Regions from separate parts of the Mus musculus genome. Here region 2 is linked to region 1. Evidence: chromatin contacts called from ENCODE Hi-C or POLR2A ChIA-PET data. All regions are on one chromosome and are shown on one strand. The core of a region is the stretch at or near the end of the contact, and the rest is flanking DNA. Distances in the headings are between cores, read along the strand shown. Region 1 has its middle 20 kb from the start of Gm51264. Region 2 holds the start of Trmt5 (TRM5 tRNA methyltransferase 5).

Region 1 (6,643 bases), core at 1,453-3,952:
AACCAAATGGATGACAAAAAGCAATGTAGTGGAGAACCAATTCATTTAGCTCACAGTTGGAGTGCATGCAGCCTGTGGTGCCAGGGAACTCTTGCTCCCTGTTCACACCTCTACAGAGAGACCAAGGGCACTCAAGAAGCTGGGAGAGACTCTAGAGCCCCAAGGTCTACCCTGAGCAACCCGCTTCTTCTAAAGAAGCTGTACTTACAGTCCCAGACCTCCCCAAACAGCGCTACCCAGCTATGCACCAAGTCCTCAAACTAAGCCTGTTGGGGTCATGCCATTCAAGTCCCAACAGACCGTGGGTATGAATCTTGCATGATTACCATTGCTGTTGATACAGTGCTTACTGCAAGTCATTATTATTATTTTCATCATCATTATTATTTTCACTATTATTATTATTGCCATTTTGAGGTTGTTTGCTCAGGATCACAGGCAGTACATTACAAAGTGAGAATGTGAATTCATGCCTATATGATTTCAAACCTTCGAATCATAGCCAGTAAACGGTGCTGTCGAATGACTAAACCATGGAAATTGGCTCCCTTTATTGAAGGACCGCACTAGAATAGTCTTCGGGACACAGAAACCATCTCTTTCTTTTTCTTACAAATCCACATATACATATGAACAAAGGCATCCCCACCCATCTTGTGGGTAAAAATGACCTTTTATCTATTTGACCAAAGTATGTTATCTTAATGGTCCTAAAATTGCATCCTTCTCGAGAGAAGAGAGCAAAGAACTAAAATTACCGGGATGAGCCAGAACGTCAGCATTGCGCCAGTGTGGTCACACCATAGGATGGAGAGCCAAGCCTTTATCCTGGACTACCCAGCACCAGTGACATAACACAGAGCCAGCCATCGTCCAGGAATATAGCTCCCAGTGATCCTGACACATGGCATTAAAAGAGAGCTCCTCTGGACAGAGCCTTCGTAAGGCCGGGTGATTGTGGGTATTTGTGATACGCTCTTCCAAGTTCATCTATCAGGTTGACCCTACTCCTGTGCCTTTGCTCAAACCACTCAGAAGTTCATAGGAGAAACTGTGTTAATAAGCCCCTGAAACCTCATTCCTAGTTTTTCCCAGTGCATTGATTTAAATATTTTGGGTTTCTTACTTTCAAGATTTCTCCTTGTGTCTATATATCAAGCTATAATTTATTGAGTACCTACTATAGGTCAAACAGTATGCTTATATGCCACATAATTAGATATTTTTTAATTTATTTTTGTTGCACTGGGAATTGAACCTAGGGCCTCTTGCCTGTTAGGTAAGAACTCTATCTCAGTCCTCTTTTTATTCTCTATTTTGAGACAGAGTCTCTCAGCAAGTTGCTAGAGTAGGCTTTGAGTTTGAGGTCCTTCCTCAGTACCCCAAGTAGCCAGGATTATAAGCCTGTACCACCAGGCCCCATCATTCCTCGAACATCAACTCATCTAGACCAGGCACTGGAACCCAGGATGAAGGTCAGAGTATCCATGTATCAAATGAGAGGGAAACTCCATGCATATTTTAAGTAACTTCTCCCCAAAACATAACATTTTTTCTATTGCTAAAGCCAGCAAACCAAGTGCAAAAAGCTTGTACCTTTGCCACTGACATAAGTTGCAGATATATTCAAGTCACATTATATATTTTTAATATATATTTCTTTCATGTACATGAGTAACACTGTAGCTGTCTTCAGACATACCAGAAGAGGGCATTAGATCCCATTACAGATGTTTGTGAGCCACCATGTGGTTGCTGGAAATTGAACTCAGGACTCCTAGAAGAGCAGCCAGTGCTCTTAAACTCTGAGCCATCACTCTAGACCCACATTATAGTTGTTTAAAAACTATCTCAAAACATTATTTATGCCTATCACTCTCTTAAAGTAACCTTTTTAAAAGATTTATTTATTTATTTATTTATTTATTTATTTATTTATTATAAGTACACTGTAGCTGTCTTCAGATGCACCAGAAGAGGGCGTCAGATCTTATCACGGGTGGTTGTGAGCCACCATGTGGTTGCTGGGAATTGAACTCAGGACCTCTGGAAGAGCAATCAGTGCTCTTACCCACTGAGCCATCTCTCCAGCCCCTTAAAATAATTCTTAATGCTTATTAATCCAACCAGTATTATTCAAATCTAATTGTGCTGGGCAGGGGTGGGGGATACCTTGACTCTCAGCATTCAGAAGGCAGAAGCAGGCAGATCTCTGAGTTCAAGGACAGCTTGGTCTACAGAGTGAGTTCCAGAACAGCCAGGGCTGCTCAGAGAAACCCTGTCTTGGGAAAAAAAAAATCTAGTTGTAATCAAGAAGACATCATATATTAATATGCCACAAATTTAGTAATTTTGATAAGTATTGCACTCTATAGTTGGTTCCAGTGGTTTAAAGCTAAAAGATCACTCTGAGAAATCTCTAGATTGCAAAACTGCCCGATGTACCCAACACATGAAATGGAACCGGAACCTATAGTCAGGATCAATAACAACCCCCTCCCCACCACGGTAGAAATTTGTATGTGACTCCATTCTAGCCATGGAGACATGAAAAGTCTGCTAGAGAGGGGAGTTCTGGAACGGCTTCTTCCCTCAGGAGAGCACACAAGGAAGAGCAAGATTTTTTTGTCCCTCTGGATGCAGCTGTAACCCGATGCAGTGCCTGGAACTGCTTCAGCAGGCTTGCAGCCAACCTGAGGATGACATCAACACAGAGAACATCTTAGGCTTCAGCAGACTGCCTGACGGGTAACAGCGAGAGCCAGCTCCCTGTCCTATCTAGTTTGGATTATGGTTTCAGGATCGCCTCTACCCGGAGCTGCTATACTTAGACCTTAGAGAAAAGGCCGTTCTGGGAGGTTAACCCTTCAACTGGGGCAGGAGAGAGCAGAGTGATCACAAGAGTTAGAGGACACGTGGGCCTGTAAAGTCCTCGTGGAGTGGAGGACTTCAACCTATTTAAAGCACTTGTAGAAAGTTTGGCAGGCATGGTGATGTGCACCTTTAATTGAAGCAAAGGCAGGCAGGTCTCGGTGAGTTCAAGGCCAGCCTGTTCTCACTGGGCTCAAGTGGAGCATGAAATAAGATAAGAAAGAGATCATACGGGCTGGAGAGATGGCTCAGCGGTTAAGAGCACTGACTGCTCTTCCGAAGGTCCTGAGTTCAAATCCCAGCAACCACATGGTGGCTCACAACCATCCTTAACAAGATCTGGTGCCCTCTTCTGGAGTGTCTGAAGACAGCTACAGTGTACTTTCATTAAATAAATAAATAAATAAATAAATAAATAAATAAATAAATCTTAAAAAAAAGAAAAAATATTTAAAAAAAAAAGAAAGAAAGAAAGAAAGAGATCATACAATACCTTCTGAGAAGTTTACCCCTAATTCTAATGTAAAGGGAAGTTACTGGGAAACTTAAAGGAAGTTAGTATGACCCAAGGCATAATATGGTCCATGGCTCATCCTGACTCTTCTGTGTGGAGTTTACACTGGAAAGGGGAAATATAACAGTGGGGGAGACACAAATGGGTATTGCAGGAATCCAGATAAGCCACAAGACATGTTCCCATAATCCACTGGGTCTTGTGTCTCCAAATGTTACTCTTTCGTCCATTCAGAAAGCCCTGGTGAGGGACTGCCTGGGAGCTGGGTACTGAGCTGGGAACGACTCCTACCAAACTGAATAAAACGCAGCTTCCATATCACTGGTGCCTGTTTCCTCTATCTTCCTTCAGGTGCCACCCATAATGTATAGCTTAATGTGAATGAAGAAAGACAGGAATGCAAAGGGAAATTGTATTCTATAGAAACAGCAATAAAAGAATGGTCAGTAAGACTTCAGCCAGCTATGGTGGTACAAACCTGTAATCCCAGGGCTTTGGAGTTAGAAGACAACTGATTATATGCTAGAGGCCAGCCTGGGCTACTGGGAATATATATAGATTGGTTTTTCAAGACAGAGTTTTTCTATATGACAGAGCCCTGTCCTGGACTCTATTTGCAGACCAGGCTGGCCTCAAACTCATAGAGACCTGCCAGTCTCTGCCTCCCAAGTGCTGGATTTAAAGGCATGCACCACCACACCCAGCTTAAATAATTAAAAAAAAGAAAAAAAAAAAAAAGGCCAAACACCAGAGCACTCAGGAGACAGAGGCAAGTGGATCTGTTTCAGGACAGCCTTTGTAGAGAGACCACGTCTTGAAGAAAAAAAAAAAAAAACAAAAGAAAGAGAGAGAAAGGGAGGGAGGGAGGAGAGAGAGAGGAGGGAAAGGAAGGAAGGCAAGGCAAGGCAAGGCAAGGCAAGGCAAGGCAAGGCAAGGCAAAGGAAGGCAAGGCAAGGCAAAGGAAGGCAAGGCAAGGCAAAGGAAGGCAAGGCAAGGCAAAGGAAGGCAAAGGAAGGCAGGGCAAGGCAAGGCAAGGCAAGACTGGGGACATGAGACTGATCACCCTCCTCCAGGTCCTCCCTGGGGACCAGGTTCTCTTCCCTGAACCTTAATGAACAATCTGCCCTGTATCAGAACATCAGGCAAAACCCCAAAAATGTTTATTAAATACTCAGAAAAAAACATCTGTGTGTCTAGTTGTTTACAAACCTCTGGGATTAAGGTTTTCTCCTTGAGAGAAAGAAGAAACTGATGGCATTTTCTGAGGTCGACCAAGGCAAAGGTCCACAGCATCTACAGTGATCCCATCTGACGTGTCGACACTTTAAGAATCGGGAGATTTGGTTTCAGCCTGAGTCTTGGCCCTTTGAGGTTTAATTAACGTGCTCAACCAAAAACTTATCTACACCTCTCCTGAATTAGACTAGAAGGCCTTTATAGAGAGTATAATAGCTCCTTTTGTAACACTAGAAATTCTTTTCTAAAGGCTAAATATGATAGGCTTTTGAGTGGGTAACAAGTTTTAAACACGTCTACATAAACCCCTTTTAAACGACTGTAGTTGAGTAGCCAACTTGGGCTGTTCTCATGGGTCACCTAGAACGTCAAATGCGGATTTCCTGTTCCCACCCCACCCACTCCAAACTCCTAACAAGAAAATAAAAACTATATTAGAGTACTGTAAAAAGAAACTATTATGACAGTTTAAACTAATTTTGCCAAGATATTGGGCACAGTAAGGCTTTCAAGATGCTAAATATGTGTTGGCAAATCTTTTGATGAAGACATGGTTCTGATTAAAAACATAAAATATGGCCAGCAAGCTAACTCTATGGGTAAAACACTAGCCACCAAGCCTGACCCTCCGAGTTCAACACCTAAGACCCACATGGCCAAGGATAGATGCAGTTCCCACAAGGGAGAGTAGAGAAGAATGACTTTACCCTACATGTCTGCCATATGGCATATGGACAGACAAACATATGCTCGTCATTCACACAAATAAACACCAACAAAATCTTTCAATACATATCAAAGGGAATCTTAAATATAAAAATATAGAAACAATACCCTATGGTCTGAGAGGTTTCGTTTACTTTAGAAAAATCTCTGATTTACTGGGAAAGGAGGGCATCAAAGCTGTCTGCCTACTTTAAATTTACAAACTAAGATGAGTGTGACGGTGAACACCTTTAGGTGGCGTCCACCTTTAATCCCAGCACTTGGGAGGCAGGTCGGTCTATGTGATTTCGAAGCCAGCCTGGTCTAAAATTGAGTTTCAGGACATCCAGGGCTACACAGAGAAACCCTGTCAAGTAATCATGCTTTCTCTGGCAAGCAGCCGACTTCACTGTACTTTGGGGACTGTTTTATAGAACCACAATGCTCTTTTTATGTAGGTACAGCCTTAGGTTTATGCGGGCACAGCCTTCGGCAGTTGGAAGAATCTAGTTTGTCTTTCCTGATTTAATATAGAGTAGAACACCAGTAGATTCACTGGGCCTGGTTAGATACGATCTCTCATCATTTCACAAACACTGCCTATAGCTAGCACCTTCTGGGGCACTTCGGTCTCACTTTTATTCTGAGTGTTTTAATGCAAACCATACCTTTTGCAAAGGTCTAGAGTCACAATCTTAGACAAATACCCTCTTTTTAAAGACTTCTATACTAAAAACGTTATTCATTCTCAAATATAAGTAAGCTTATAATATAAGCTTATAGTGTGTAGGTCAGCGAAGGCCACCTGCATCTTCGTTATACGCGTGCTGCTTACTGGACCGCGCTCCCCATTTCTCCAAGGCTACCTGGAAACGTTTCAGTTTCTACCTGCAAGATCTTACCAAGATTGGGCAGGGAGATAAGGCTACGCCATATACAGTTACAGCTGCAGTTCACGGCCAAACTCTCACTGCTATTGCTACTTTCAACCCAGGAACCATTTTGTGCAATGCTCTTGATTAATATTTTTTACTATAATTTTCCAGTCGGTTTTTTTCTTCTTTTTTTTTTAAAAAAAAGGACAGCTTTCTTTATACACCACTGATCATCTCTTTAAAATAGATGTAACCTCAACCCTTTAAAATAAATATCACCTCAACTTCAACTCTGGGAAGTGGCAAGCAGCCACAGGCCGACTCCTTCTAAGACAATCAACTTAAATCATGCAGCCAGGAGGGCAAAGAGACCTTTCAGAATCATGGCTTTCTGATCATTGCCAAACTCTCAAGGTAGCAAAACAGGCCTAGAATATAGCTC
Region 2 (6,497 bases), core at 2,606-5,105, 260 kb after region 1:
TTCTAAAATTAAAGTACATACAGAAAATTTATGGATATCTTTAAAGCAAATTTTTGAGGGCTTGTGGTCTATTGTTTTTCCTCATTTTCTTTAAACTTATTCAAATAGAAGCAAAAGGGTCGACCATATGAAACTGACAATGGAATGAGAAGCTGTGAAGACCCTGACAACAAATGGCCCCAGAAACGCTAGAAAGCGAAGAAAGCCATATGCTTGTTCTGCTGGCTTCACACCAAAGGTTTCTTTTGCTGTGGGTCTGAAGCACATGCCTACAGTTTAGGGATGTGTATCAGCAAGCAATGTTTACAGCCAAGGAGACAAAGGTTCTTCAGAGGCTGACCTAAATTAAAAATGTTCTTCTACTTAAATTGGTCATTTAGTCAAACATTTATCCTAGCAGAAAGGCTACAAAGACAATAATATACATCAGAAATGACTTACTGTTAAAATCTTTAATTAAGTCTCTATCTTTTTGTCAACACTTGGAAATTTTATAGAGATCTATGTTCTCATTTCATAAAGAAAGAACTTCATCTTTAAGTTAGAAAAATGTACTGAATATAAATTTGATGAAATACAATGAGATTATCAGAATTCAGAATATGTAAAATAATCAATGGCTGCCTTATTGTGTTCTACTTATCATATCTGAACTCAATTAAAACTTTTTGAAGCTATGAACCTGTTCCCCCAACTCCTCCCAGATGCACTCGACTTCCCTACCCACCCAACTTTGTGTCCCATATATTCATGGATGGGTTGCCTTTCACTTACTTCTAAGACATAAAAGTTAGTTTTAAATAAAATTTTAAAACATTAAAAGCATTTCTATAATTCCATAGGAAAGCCGTAGGGCTTTGGACTTGGTATGGCAGCTGAGCTATGTCCCCAGCCAGAAATGTTTCACTTTTAACCCTTATGCACCACCACCATTTTAGGAGAAACATAGTTTTAAGTTAGGGTATTATATGAAAGCCCACATATGACCCTGAGCTGAGTCCCCACTGTGCAGTATTAATGTCTTTTGTCAATGAAGAGAGAGGAAGCAGAAGGGCATTATCAAGTCCAATCGATGCAAAATACTGAATGCTACATTTTAAAGCTGGGAATAATTCCCACATGTTTTGAAAATTACTGTATTAAAAAGAGTAACCTACAGAATGCATGTATACCAAGTATTTATATAAAATGTGATTTTGATTATCCTTCTATCCAAATAATAAAGGCTGTGGGTTTCCCTGGAGCTACAATAGTAGGGTGTACATAGCAGTTTCTAAAAGGCTAGGAGCACTTAAGAAAGTTTTAAAGTGTTTACCATAAAGAAGAGGCTTAATTAGCTAAATTACTAGCTAAGTCACTAGCATTGTATATGTGACTCTGAAACACCAAATTTCAAAACCTTGTACTGACCAATGTCCCAAAGGCCTAATGGCTTTTTGGACCAAAAGGATTTTGTTCAATATAACAAAGTGGTTGGAGAGAGAGAGAGAGAGAGAGAGAGAGAGAGAGAGAGAGAGAGAGTAAGAGTATGTGTGTGTGTGTGTGTGTGTAGGCCCAAAAGTCTCTGCCAACACTATGACTACAAAGAAGATATTCCAAAATGTTTTTCAAAAAGGGGGAAGGTGCTTCTGATTTGGTTTCAAATAAAAACTAAACTACCCTGCTTTTTTTTTTTTTACCCTGTTTCTTTAAGTTAGCATTTTGAAATAAAAAAATTAAGCACTAAAACTAGAATGTCACTTTTTTTCTAGAGTATGAATCTGACTGTAATCCACCTACCAATTAAATGCTTGAAGGGCAGCTGGTGATCTCGGAGATTCAGGTGTGCAATATGCCCAACCCTGCTGAATCCAGAGGTTACATCTTGACCTTCAGGAAGCACAGCTTTCAAAATTTCTTCTGACTTAAAATTTTCATATGTTAGTTCCAAGTTGTACTGGGATAACTGTGGGCTGACATCAAGTTCTTTTAAAACTCCGAGTTCTGCTTTGTCAAAGGAATCAGCAGTAAGCATCCTGTAGGGGTCCAACATGATCAGCCTACTGTCTTCATCCTTGGGATCCTCAATCACTCGCTTTATGCCCGGGCGCTGCAGGGCTACTCTCCTGAGGGCTCGCATCAATCTGTTGACTACTTCTTTCCTCGCTTTAAGCACAGGGATGGACACTGTCTTCTTAAAAGCTGTTCTATCAAGTTCTCTCATTCCTCGAACGTCAGAGGGTGGTGAAAATAATTCACTATCTCTCACACTTGCTTCTATTTCTGGCATGGTTGAGAGTCCTTGTCTTTGACCCAACAAGAAAACAGAAGGCGCTTTCCTAAGTCTCGGCACCAGGGTAAACAACAATATTGATTCACTGGGGTGACACCATTCCACTTGCAAAAGTCTTCTTGAGAATCCAAATAGCTTCCATACGATTCTGGGGAAAATAACAAAACAAAACACCAAACACCATCAAGCTACATGTGAACACATTCACAATGGCTTTTGAGGATGAAAATATAAATTATCTTTCAAGTCACCTGCCAAGTGCTGACAAAAGGTTTGGATGGCAAGGGAGGGCAGTCTCTCTTGCAGGTTAGAATGATCACTGTCCCTGGTAAATAATACATTTGCATTTTCAGTCTATTTGCCCCTATAACAGAAAAATTAGTGGTCTAGCAATCTCCCTATACCCAAAGAACTCTGCTCACAAATTTCGACAGAATACACATAGAATAGGAAGTATGAAATTTGAGTTAAGGGTCATCTCTAAATGAAATGATCACTATATGTGATGCCACCAATGGTAATACTTACTGGGATATTCTTAGGAGATCTTATTTTATTTATTCAACGGGCTGTTGTATCAGAAGCTGTGTTATGAAGTTTGTAAGCTAAGGGGTAAGTTAATCACCCAAAGTTATGTGGCTGCTAAGTGGCTTGGCAAGGCTTAAACGTTCATTAAGGTCTTAAAATGTAGCTCACTGGTAGAAAGCTTGCCTAGCACGCATGAGGTCCTGGGGTCATCCCTAACAGCACATAATATCAGGCATGGTGGTGCCTACCTGTAATCTCAGCATGAGGAAATAGGAGGATTAAAAGTTCAAGGCCAGCCTGGGATGCATTTGAGACCAGACCTCAAAAACAAACAAACAAACAAACAAACAAAAAAAAAAACAAAAGCTTGGTTAAAAATGACCTGAAAGCTGGGGATACAGTTTAGCTAGAAGTGTACCTAGCAAGCACAAGCAAATTCATGGGCTTTCAGCACTACATAGCCTGGGCACAGTGGTGCAGGCACTCAGAAAGCAGATCAGAAATTAAAGTCATCCTCCAGGTTGGTCTGGATACATGAGATTTGTCCCTTCCCATATGACCTTAGTATACTGTTAGGATGTCTATCATAGTGTACTGCCATATGCCATGCCTATAACTAAAAGCTTCAGTATTTTGACAAGGCTTTACTGTGTTGTTTGAAGTAAATGTAGGCGTCCGTTTTCCATCTGTAATATGTGGTTTAAACTATGAAAAGATTTTTGTGGTAATGGGAACCTAATCCCGGCACTTCTCATGCTATCCAATCCTACCACTGGGTGCATCAGCCCTCACCATGCATTTGACCAGCCCCCTACCCAAGGGCTCCGGCCTCGGCTTAGCGGCCGGTGGACAAGGAGATGAATGACCTGGTGGCCTTTTTGCGCTCATTGGGCAAGAAAGAAGAGCACGAGTCCCGCCGCGGTACCGTCAGGTTTTCTACATCACCCGGGACACTACTGCCCCCTCACCAGCTGCACCTTTCCAGGGCCAGCGTCACCCGAGGCCGGCTTCAGACCCGAACCCCTCACCTCATGCTCTGGTGCAGCTCGGAAATAGGGCGTCGGAGGCTGGTGACGTCATCACTGCTGGCCGCGAAGGCAGCGTAGAGTCCGACCCTGTGGACTCGCACCTCTCTTCCGGGCCCGCGATTTGCTACGAGAGCCCGGAAGGGCCAAGCCCGTAGCTCCGCCTCTGAAGCCGCTCAGCCGGGGCGCTTGGGGTTAGGGGAAGCGGCTCCGTGATTTACTTAGCAGTCGGTCGCGGAGCACCATGCAGGCGTCCCGGCACAGCATCCAAGCGGAGCCAGGCTGGTACGTCTCTGCCCAGCAGCCAGAGGAGGCGGTGGCTGCAGACGAGTGGAGTCCGTTGCTAAGCAACGTAAGTGGGCTTTACTGGCTGCGCTGGGTTCCTGTGCGCTTCGGTATCTTTCAGGGCTTGCAAGAGGAGCCTTGGACTGCAGGGGACTGACCCTGGGGTGGGGCCCGAACCACTGACCCCAGGCGAGTTTGGAATGTGGCAGCAGCATGGAGCACTCAGTCAATAGTGAGAGGCTTGGAACACCAGCGGGATGAGCCTCGGTTTTGTGACTCACCATTGCTTTGTGTCATTGTCGCCTCTGTCTCCTCTAGCCTTGTGAGGTCTTGCAAGAACATCACACGATGTTTCTTTTCTGGATTTAATCATGGGGCCAAGGGAAAGATGAGCTATAGGCACTTTAATACTCAAGTCCCTGTAAGTGAAGATGAGGAGAGGTCTCTGGTAATGTGCACATTGCTCGTCCTTAACCTAAAGCCGGTGTAGTGGGCTGTGTGTGCCCGGGGGCCCCGGAGCCTCTTCGGTCTTGAATGTCCAGCCTAGGAGGGCCTTGGGCATGCTAGAAAAACTCCCTAACTCAGAGCTGCTTTCCAGTCCTGCCACTCCACTTTTTATGAATCCCTGGACTGTAACAGCTGATGGTTTGGTTTATGTTGTCCCTGTAAGATATTCCTGCTAATCGACTTAATTCATTAGGCATATAAACAAAAGGTTAGTTTATTGCGGTCCTCGTACTTGAGGAAGAAGAGTTAGGGACAGAAGTTCCATGCTGACACTGGGATTCTTCAGGAAGCACGTGACTGAGGCCCGTTCCTCCTCTGTCTCCACCCTATCTTGATCTCTTGAAGTCACAAGGCTGTGGCTCCCACTGAAGCCAGCTGGGCCCTGCATGGGAGGAAGTAATTTTCCTGGAAGACTCGTTTCCTTGAGTTGCACCAATAGGTCAGAACGGAGGGAAAGGAACAAGTGTTATGTCCAAATGTGCTTTTCCTTGGGGTAATAACTCCTATGACGGAAAGCAACTTGGGAAGGGAAGGGCTTATTTCATCTTACAGCTACAGTCCGTCTTGAAGGAAAGTCAGGGCAGGAATCTGGAGGCAGAAACTGAAACGGGAGACCCGGAGGAAATATTGACTTGCCCCTACTGGCTTGCTCAGTTTGCTCTCCTTCATCCCCAGGAAGGCCTGCCTGCTCAGGGATGCCCCCACCTAAAACAGGCCGTGTCTTGGCCAGTCTCTTTAGGGCATTCTCCCAATTGAGATCCCCTCTTCTCCAATGAGACTAGCCTGTGTTACATGGGCGAAAGAACTAGCCACGTCCTGGTTAATTAGTGTTCACACGATTCCTCAAGTGTGTAGAATGGCTCAGCACACTTTAACTTCCTTCCTCAGGCATTTAATGTGGGTAAATGGTGTGTTTCCAGGAACCTCACAGGCAGGGATCCTCCGGTGCTTCCTTTGGTCTCTCCGTCTTTAACGTGATGAACGCCATCATGGGAAGCGGCATCCTTGGTTTGGCGTATGTGATGGCTAACACGGGTATCCTTGGATTTAGGTGAGGCCTGTTTCCATATTTTGTCATCACACGGTTCCATTTTGATAAGGAATTTTGATTCCAGAAGTTACCGGTCTACAATTTCTAGTTGGATTACTTCTGGGGTTTTAATGCTGTTTTGTTCCCCTTGTGCCTATCTAGTTCTGTGCTTTGGAGGAATGCTCCCTACAGTCATGCATGGCTTGAGGGGGTGGGCATTCATGTAGGAACCTCAAGAAAGGAACCCCGGGGCTCTAAGATAGCGTGGGCTTTAAAACAGCACCAGCAAAGCGGGGCTCTGGTGTAAGAATCAGAACCCAAGGGCTTATAGGGCACAAAAAAGAAAGGGAAGGCCACTGAGCATTGTCCCTTTTGGGCAGGTTGTTGCTAGGGGAAGCTTTGGAGATAAGGTAAGTGGTTAGGATGTCATGTGATAGATAAGCAGCTTTCCTGGTCAGACATGACTGGGGTCCATAGGGCACAGTGGGTAAGGATCTAGAAAACAAGTTACTTTAGGAATTGTTATTGTTTAACTAAAAGGGGGAGAGGGTACCAAGTGGAGTAGCCATGGCTAATAGTTCTGAAGTGCGGCAATGCTTTTTCGTTCCTGGGTGATCCTTATAGAGTATACTTAAACAAACCTAGATGGTAAAACCTTCTACACATCTATACAGTATTGCCTGTTGCTCATAGGCTAAAAAAATCACCTAATATAGTGCAGTCCACGTGCTAGTATAGTAAATGCCGCAGCAGTTGTAATGTAATCGTATTTGTTTATCAACACATGCAAAAAAGATCCAGTGAAAGAAGAAACCTGTTCCTGGATTGGACGTCGTGCTGAGAGGAACTG

The links. Hi-C counts contacts between places; a loop is a spot of excess contacts on that map. ChIA-PET counts read pairs that join two places held with the same protein, here RNA polymerase II (POLR2A).
Region 2: a loop to region 1 is called in a map of left cerebral cortex, with 2.2 times the contacts of the local background. The contact joins the promoter of Trmt5 here to the enhancer-like site in region 1. A Hi-C loop is called at or near these places in 1 of 37 maps with a recorded cell type or tissue (left cerebral cortex). POLR2A ChIA-PET finds 5 or more read pairs at or near these places in 1 of 5 experiments (Patski).

Annotation. Positions count from the first base shown.
Region 1 is chr12:73,022,966-73,029,608 of GRCm38, forward strand. No RefSeq gene overlaps it. Among named protein-coding and RNA genes, the nearest start is that of Gm51264, 20 kb to the right of the region's middle. Within about 2 kb of position 2,703, at least 1 of the 3 ENCODE cell types and tissues checked has a DNase peak (open chromatin) inside an H3K27ac peak, as active enhancers do.
Region 2 is chr12:73,282,856-73,289,352 of GRCm38, forward strand. Trmt5 (TRM5 tRNA methyltransferase 5) reads right to left here and starts at 3,856. Exons shown (of 5, transcript NM_029580.3): 1 at 3,829-3,856; 2 at 1,780-2,420. The coding sequence starts at 3,833. Slc38a6 (solute carrier family 38, member 6) reads left to right here and starts at 3,993. Exons shown (of 16, transcript NM_001037717.3): 1 at 3,993-4,177; 2 at 5,538-5,668. The coding sequence starts at 4,070.